2 separate regions of the Homo sapiens genome follow, and region 2 is linked to region 1. Evidence: chromatin loops called from intact Hi-C (ENCODE). Cell type or tissue: A673. All regions are shown on one strand. Each heading gives the region's core, and the rest is flanking DNA. Links, peaks and the distances in the headings are about the cores only. Region 1 overlaps LOC124904244 (a long non-coding RNA gene). Region 2 overlaps VAPA (VAMP associated protein A).

Evidence for each region. A loop is a pair of places that touch in the nucleus more often than their neighbours do. Peaks named below come from ENCODE experiments on the same cell type or tissue, not always from the same donor. Only the 100,000 strongest peaks of a DNase experiment are listed, where the experiment ranks them.
Region 2: it touches region 1 in a loop (2.5-fold over the local background); 30 of 110 quality-filtered maps call a loop at or near these places.

Annotation. Positions count from the first base shown.
Region 1 is chr18:9,699,358-9,702,168 of GRCh38, reverse strand. All of the region lies in intron 1 of LOC124904244 (a long non-coding RNA gene), which reads left to right. Among named protein-coding and RNA genes, the nearest start is that of RAB31, 7.5 kb to the left of the region's middle. In A673, for the core only: no CTCF peak of the experiment used is centred there; a DNase peak (open chromatin) is centred at 1,738.
Region 2 is chr18:9,923,823-9,926,633 of GRCh38, reverse strand. All of the region lies in intron 1 of VAPA (VAMP associated protein A), which reads right to left. It also overlaps the pseudogene RNA5SP450. Among named protein-coding and RNA genes, the nearest start is that of VAPA, 11 kb to the right of the region's middle. RefSeq lists a silencer at 1-122. In A673, for the core only: no CTCF peak of the experiment used is centred there; no DNase peak of the experiment used is centred there; H3K27ac peaks cover 149 bases.

The DNA.
Region 1 (2,811 bases), core at 205-2,704:
GGGTCTAAAAAAGGAACAAAAATAGGAAATAAGAAAAGAGGGCTTGGTTTCCCAGTCTCCTGGTGGGGCCCCAGCCCCTTTTGTGGCCCTCTCCTGACTCCCCGCCCTTCCCCTCCTGCACACTTGTGTTCAGTGTCATATTCTTCTACTGAACTGAACCTTACCCTAAGAACCAACCCTCAGTAGCTCTGGTAGAGGGCATTTTAAGGACTTTAAGGCAGAACCCTCCCTTGGGTAAAGATTTGTAGGAAGCTGGCCTTCCTCCAGACAGTTCTTCCCCTAGCCCACATGTGGTTCCTGAGTTTCAGGCTATGGAACCTCCCCTGGTTCTAGTGTCAGCAGATGTTCAAAAGTGGGGCATCAAGATTAGTCAGTGGCAGGCCGGGCGCGGTGACTCACACCTGTAATCTCAGCACTTTGGGAGGCAGAGGCGGGTGGATCACCTGAGGTCAGGAGTTCAAGACCAGCCTGTGCAACATGGTGAAACATCATCTCTACTAAAAATACAAAAATTAACCAGGCGTGGTGGCGGGCACCTGTAATCGCAGCTACTCAGGAGGCTGAGGCAGGAGAATCTCTTGAACTCAGGAGGCAGAGGTTGCACAGAGCCAAAATCACGCCATTGCACTCCAGCTTGGGCGATAGAGTGAGACTCCGTCTCAAAAAAAAAAAAAAAGATTAGCCGAGGGTTTACTGTGGGTAGCCCAAGGACAGAGGGGCCCTGGCTCCATTTCTCCTAAATGGGGGAGGAAGCGGGGAGAAGGAAATGCAGATTTACTCTCAAAAATCACAGGGAGAAAGACTGACAGGTTCGACCACCAAAAAGTTAACACTTGCTTAATGGAAGAAATATCATAAACACAATTTTTAAAACTACAATCTGGGAAAATATTTGGCATAAATATGACTCGGTTAATAATCAATATAGAAAGAACTAATAGATTATTATTTATCATTATTATTTTTTACAAAACCACCAAGGTCCATTAGGAAAAATGAGCAGATGCAATCAGGGAGTTCACAAGTAGGAAATGCATGTATGAAGAAGGTGTTCAATTTCACAAGTAAGTAAACATACAGATTAAAGCATCAAGAAATAATTTTCGGCTGGGTGCAGTGGTTCACACCTGTAATCCCAGCACTTTGGGAGGCCAAGGTGGGCCTTGAAGCCAGGGGTTTTGAGACCAGCCTGGCCAACATGGTGAAACCCCATCTCTACTAAAAACACAAAAATTAGCCGGGCGTGGTAGTGCATGCCTGTAATCCCAGCTACTCGGGAGGCTGAGGCAGGAGAGACTGCAGCGAGCTGAGATTGCACTACTGCACTCCAGCCTGAGCAACAGAACAAGACTGCCACCAAAAAAAAAAAAAAAAAAAAGATTTTTTCACTTATCAGCTTATCAGAGTTGTAAAACCTAAAGCTCCGTGCTGGTTAGCGGAACAGAAAGGAGAAGGCCCGGTCAGGCTGCTCAAACAATAATAAACTGCTCTTTTAGAATCAGACTGTCTGACTTTATATATGTTCATATCCTGACAGCCATTCTCTGTCACGTGGGTTCCTTCACATATCTTTCCCCCAATGCAATATTTATTTTACTCTCCATGAACAAAATTAGGTTCTGGTGGGTGTGAGAGATAAGGAATCTGAAAGCTCCCTGCTGGTTGCCAAATGTAAATTTGCATATAGAGGATAAGGAAGGGAAGAAAAGGAAACTTAAACGGAAGGTTTAAGGATTATCTAGGAGTACTCTTCTCTTTTGACTGTGAACGTCTGGAAGCAAGCTTGATGCAAGTAACCACAGCAACACTTATTCAGTGTTAATTACTAGCTAAGTACCAGGTACCCATGGGCCCTGCCAGGCTTCTTATGTCAAAGATGTCACTGTCCCCCTGCCTAAAGGAAGGTGTCATTGTTCTTGAAACTGAGGCAGAGTCCCTGCAAAGATCTGCCCTGATGGGCCACAGACAGGCTTTAAGCCCATGCACTTCAGTAAACATGTAAATTACCATCCCATGCGTTCAGTTTTTAGTTTGAGGCCTTACTGAGGATATGCAGGAAAAAAATGTTGAACAGACTGGGAAATAAAATATCAAAGCTTGACATAGAGAATCAGCTGCAAAGATGAGCAGGTCAGTGCTGGCTGGCATAATCACACACACACTGGTCCTATTTCTCCCTGTTGACTGGAGGGGATTCAGAAAATACATTTTGGTATTTTCCCTGCAGGGCTGAAGAATTTCTCCCAAAGAGTAAAAATAATAAATATTTGTAGAACATGTGAGATCACGTCTGTGAAACACATTTCCCTCTCAACTAGGTTATTTTTCGTGCCCTACAGTTCTTACCTAAAGAGTAAACAGCAAACCCAACAATTATATATATATATATATATTTTGAGATGAAGTCTCACTCCGTCATCCAGGCCAGAGTGCAATGACACAATCTTGGCTCACTGCAACCTTCGCCTCCCGGGTTCAAGGGATTCTCCTGCCTCAGCCTCCCAGGTAGCTGGGACTACAGGCATGCGCCACCACGCCCAGCTAATTTTTGTATTTTTTAGTAGAGACAGGGTTTCACCATTTTGGCCAGGATGGTTTCGATCTCTTGACCTCGTGATCTGCCTGCCTCAGCTTCCCAAAGTGCTGGAATTACTGGCGTGAGCCACCGCACCCAGCCTGTGATGGTTACTTTTATGTATCAGCTTGGCTAGGCCATAGATATTTCATCAAACATTATTCTAAGTGCTTCTGTGAAGATAGCTTACATGAGACTAACATTTAAATCAGTGGACTTGCAGTAAACCAGGGTAT
Region 2 (2,811 bases), core at 265-2,764, 220 kb before region 1:
TAGCATCTACCCGAACACCTCTGTCACCTCCATGGAACTTGAGGAGGGCAAGGAAAACAACACAAATATAAAGCCCATTCCACTTGCAGTGCCATGAACAATGATGTCCACTGTCTAACTCAGGAAATCTCATGTCTTCTACCAACATCTACAAAACTGCAGCAGGCTAAATTTTCAGTCCCTTCACAGTTCTTGACAAGGTCTTTGTAAATTCTTAGCTATGCAGTGCAGACTAATGAGGAAGGCTGGGTGCTCTGCTCAAATACACAAACAATGTAGCCACAGCAATGCAGGTGATGACTACCTTCAATGTTTCTAACAGGTTTTAGCTAATTAAGTTGTATCACTGATTAAACTGTTTCCCAGTTACACAAGGGTTATGCTGCTGAGTATCTGTGGCATCATGTTAAGGTAATCATATATACAAAACATATATTAATACTATATAGTACACAGAATATCTACTAACGGAACAGCTAGCGTTTATTGGGCACTCATGTATCAATAACTTTGTATGAACTATGTTATTTAACCCTCACAAGTCCATGAAGTAGATACTTTCATTACATTTTAATATACCAAGTTTACAAATGATTCAACTTAGAAGGTAAACAGTAGTCCAAGGTCATATAACTCAAAGCAATGAAAGTGGGAAGTCAAACCAGGTCTGACTCTAGGGCCTGAACTCTCATAAATTTTGTACGTATAACCAAACGGTATTTATTTTCTAATTCATAAGTATTCCAGGTAGACTTCTGCCACAATAAAGCATGAAAGTGCAGTCAAATTAGCAATATATGAAAAAGATTTTTAAATTGATATTGTATTTCTCTTGGTCACACAGGTCAACACTGAACACTTCCTGAAATAAGTATCAAGCACTCAAAAAATATTTTACATTTTTACATCCAAGAAAGCCCTAAAACATTCTTATTACAAATTTTTTAAATGATGTCACTTGAATTTACCCTTACTGTATGTTTTTTTCAAACACATTTAAATATCAGACTTGATGTAAGCTCCATGAATAGGTCTTTGTTTCGTTAGCTGCTGTATCCCCAGCAACTAACACAATGCCTGGTGTAGTAGGTACTGAAGAAATATTTTTGTATAAATATTTTTGTACAAATAGAGTAATACTTTCTGGGAAAAAAAATGAGTCTTAGTTCTATTTTTAAAAACTTAGTCATTGAAGCACTAAAACATATCTCTTCATAAGATTTCACTAACATCATAAAAGTATGGATCCTGAGATTAATGGAAAAGCAAGACTGCACTATTTTATTTAAGCCTCTAAGGGCTTTAATTACTGAAATTGCCTCACTGTCCATATTATACAATCATATTATACAATTATACAAACATATTATACAATCATATTATACAATCAGTTTATCCATACTATACAATCAACAGTTTCAGAATGTATCATGAAAACTCTCCAAAATCCACTTAATATGGTCATGTAATCATTTTTTATAAACCAGTATTCCCATTCTGGGAGCCTAAAATTACAGTATGAAAAAGTTACCAACCGGAAGGGACCATGTCTTTTACTTCTTTTACACCATTTTCATACAGTGTAGTATTGTTCTGGTCGTATAAATACTCATCCATCACCTTTACATAAACACGTACCTAAATAAAAAATGAAAACACTTCTTTCCATTCTTTTGGCAGCCTTCTGGGGCAAGGGAGATGCTCATTTTTGTTACTGATGTTATACTATGACTTTAAAAAAAAAAAAAGCATAATGTAGTATGTTCAATCTGAGGCTTAACAGCTAAAACCATTACCTAGCTGATGGACCTTGGGTAAATCACTTCCCCTCTCTATCCCAGTCTAACCTGCTTCATTTTAGAATTTGTAGGCAAAATGATCTCTAAGGCTTCTCTCATGTCATGTGACATTGTGATTAACTTTACTTACCACCTTAAAGAACGTCTTCTACCCGGTGGTAAAGATGGGAGATAATTCAATCTTAAACCCATCACAGCTTTATTGACATTTCATCTTAAAAAACTACCTTAAACGTTTTAGGAGTGCTTTTTAAGGTATTCTGATGCATACACTGCTCAGTCTGACCTAAACAATCCTGGTGACATAATCTTGAAAACAAGGCAGAGAAAATAAACAATAGTCTTAACACAGAAGTGGAACACTTTGATTTGCAACATTTCATACCAATTTTATGTCCCTCCACTCTAAACTTCCAAAGAACAATAAGATGTACACATACGTAAATTATTTGTAAAAGAACAATGTTAGTGTTCAAGAATGAACGTGAAATTAGTGCATGCTACTTACTAATAATTTAACATCTTGATTAAAATAGAAACGAGCGGTCCACATCTAAAGTTTAAGTTTTTGGATTCTAGACAGGTAGGATGTAAAGAAATAGAAAAGAAGGTACATTTTCAGAGAACCTGAAACAAACTTTTTTTTTTATTATTTAGATCTAAAGTTTTTGCTAGGGGAAAATATAACATGAAAAAATGATCACAATAATCTTAACTAAAAACATACAAAATACAAATATATAATTATACACAGCATAGCTATAAAAAGTTTATCAAAATGTTAACAGAGGTTATTTTGTGAGATTGAGTAATTTTTATTGGCTTTATAATATCTCCCATCCAAGTACTAACCAGACCCTGCTAGCTTCCGAGATCAGACGAGATGGGGCGCGTTCAGGGTGGTATGGCCATAGACAGCTTTATAATATCTATACTTTTTCCATTTTCTAATTTAGCACTGATTTTATATAACAAGGGACTTTTAAACATGTACCCATAGTAGCTTAATTTG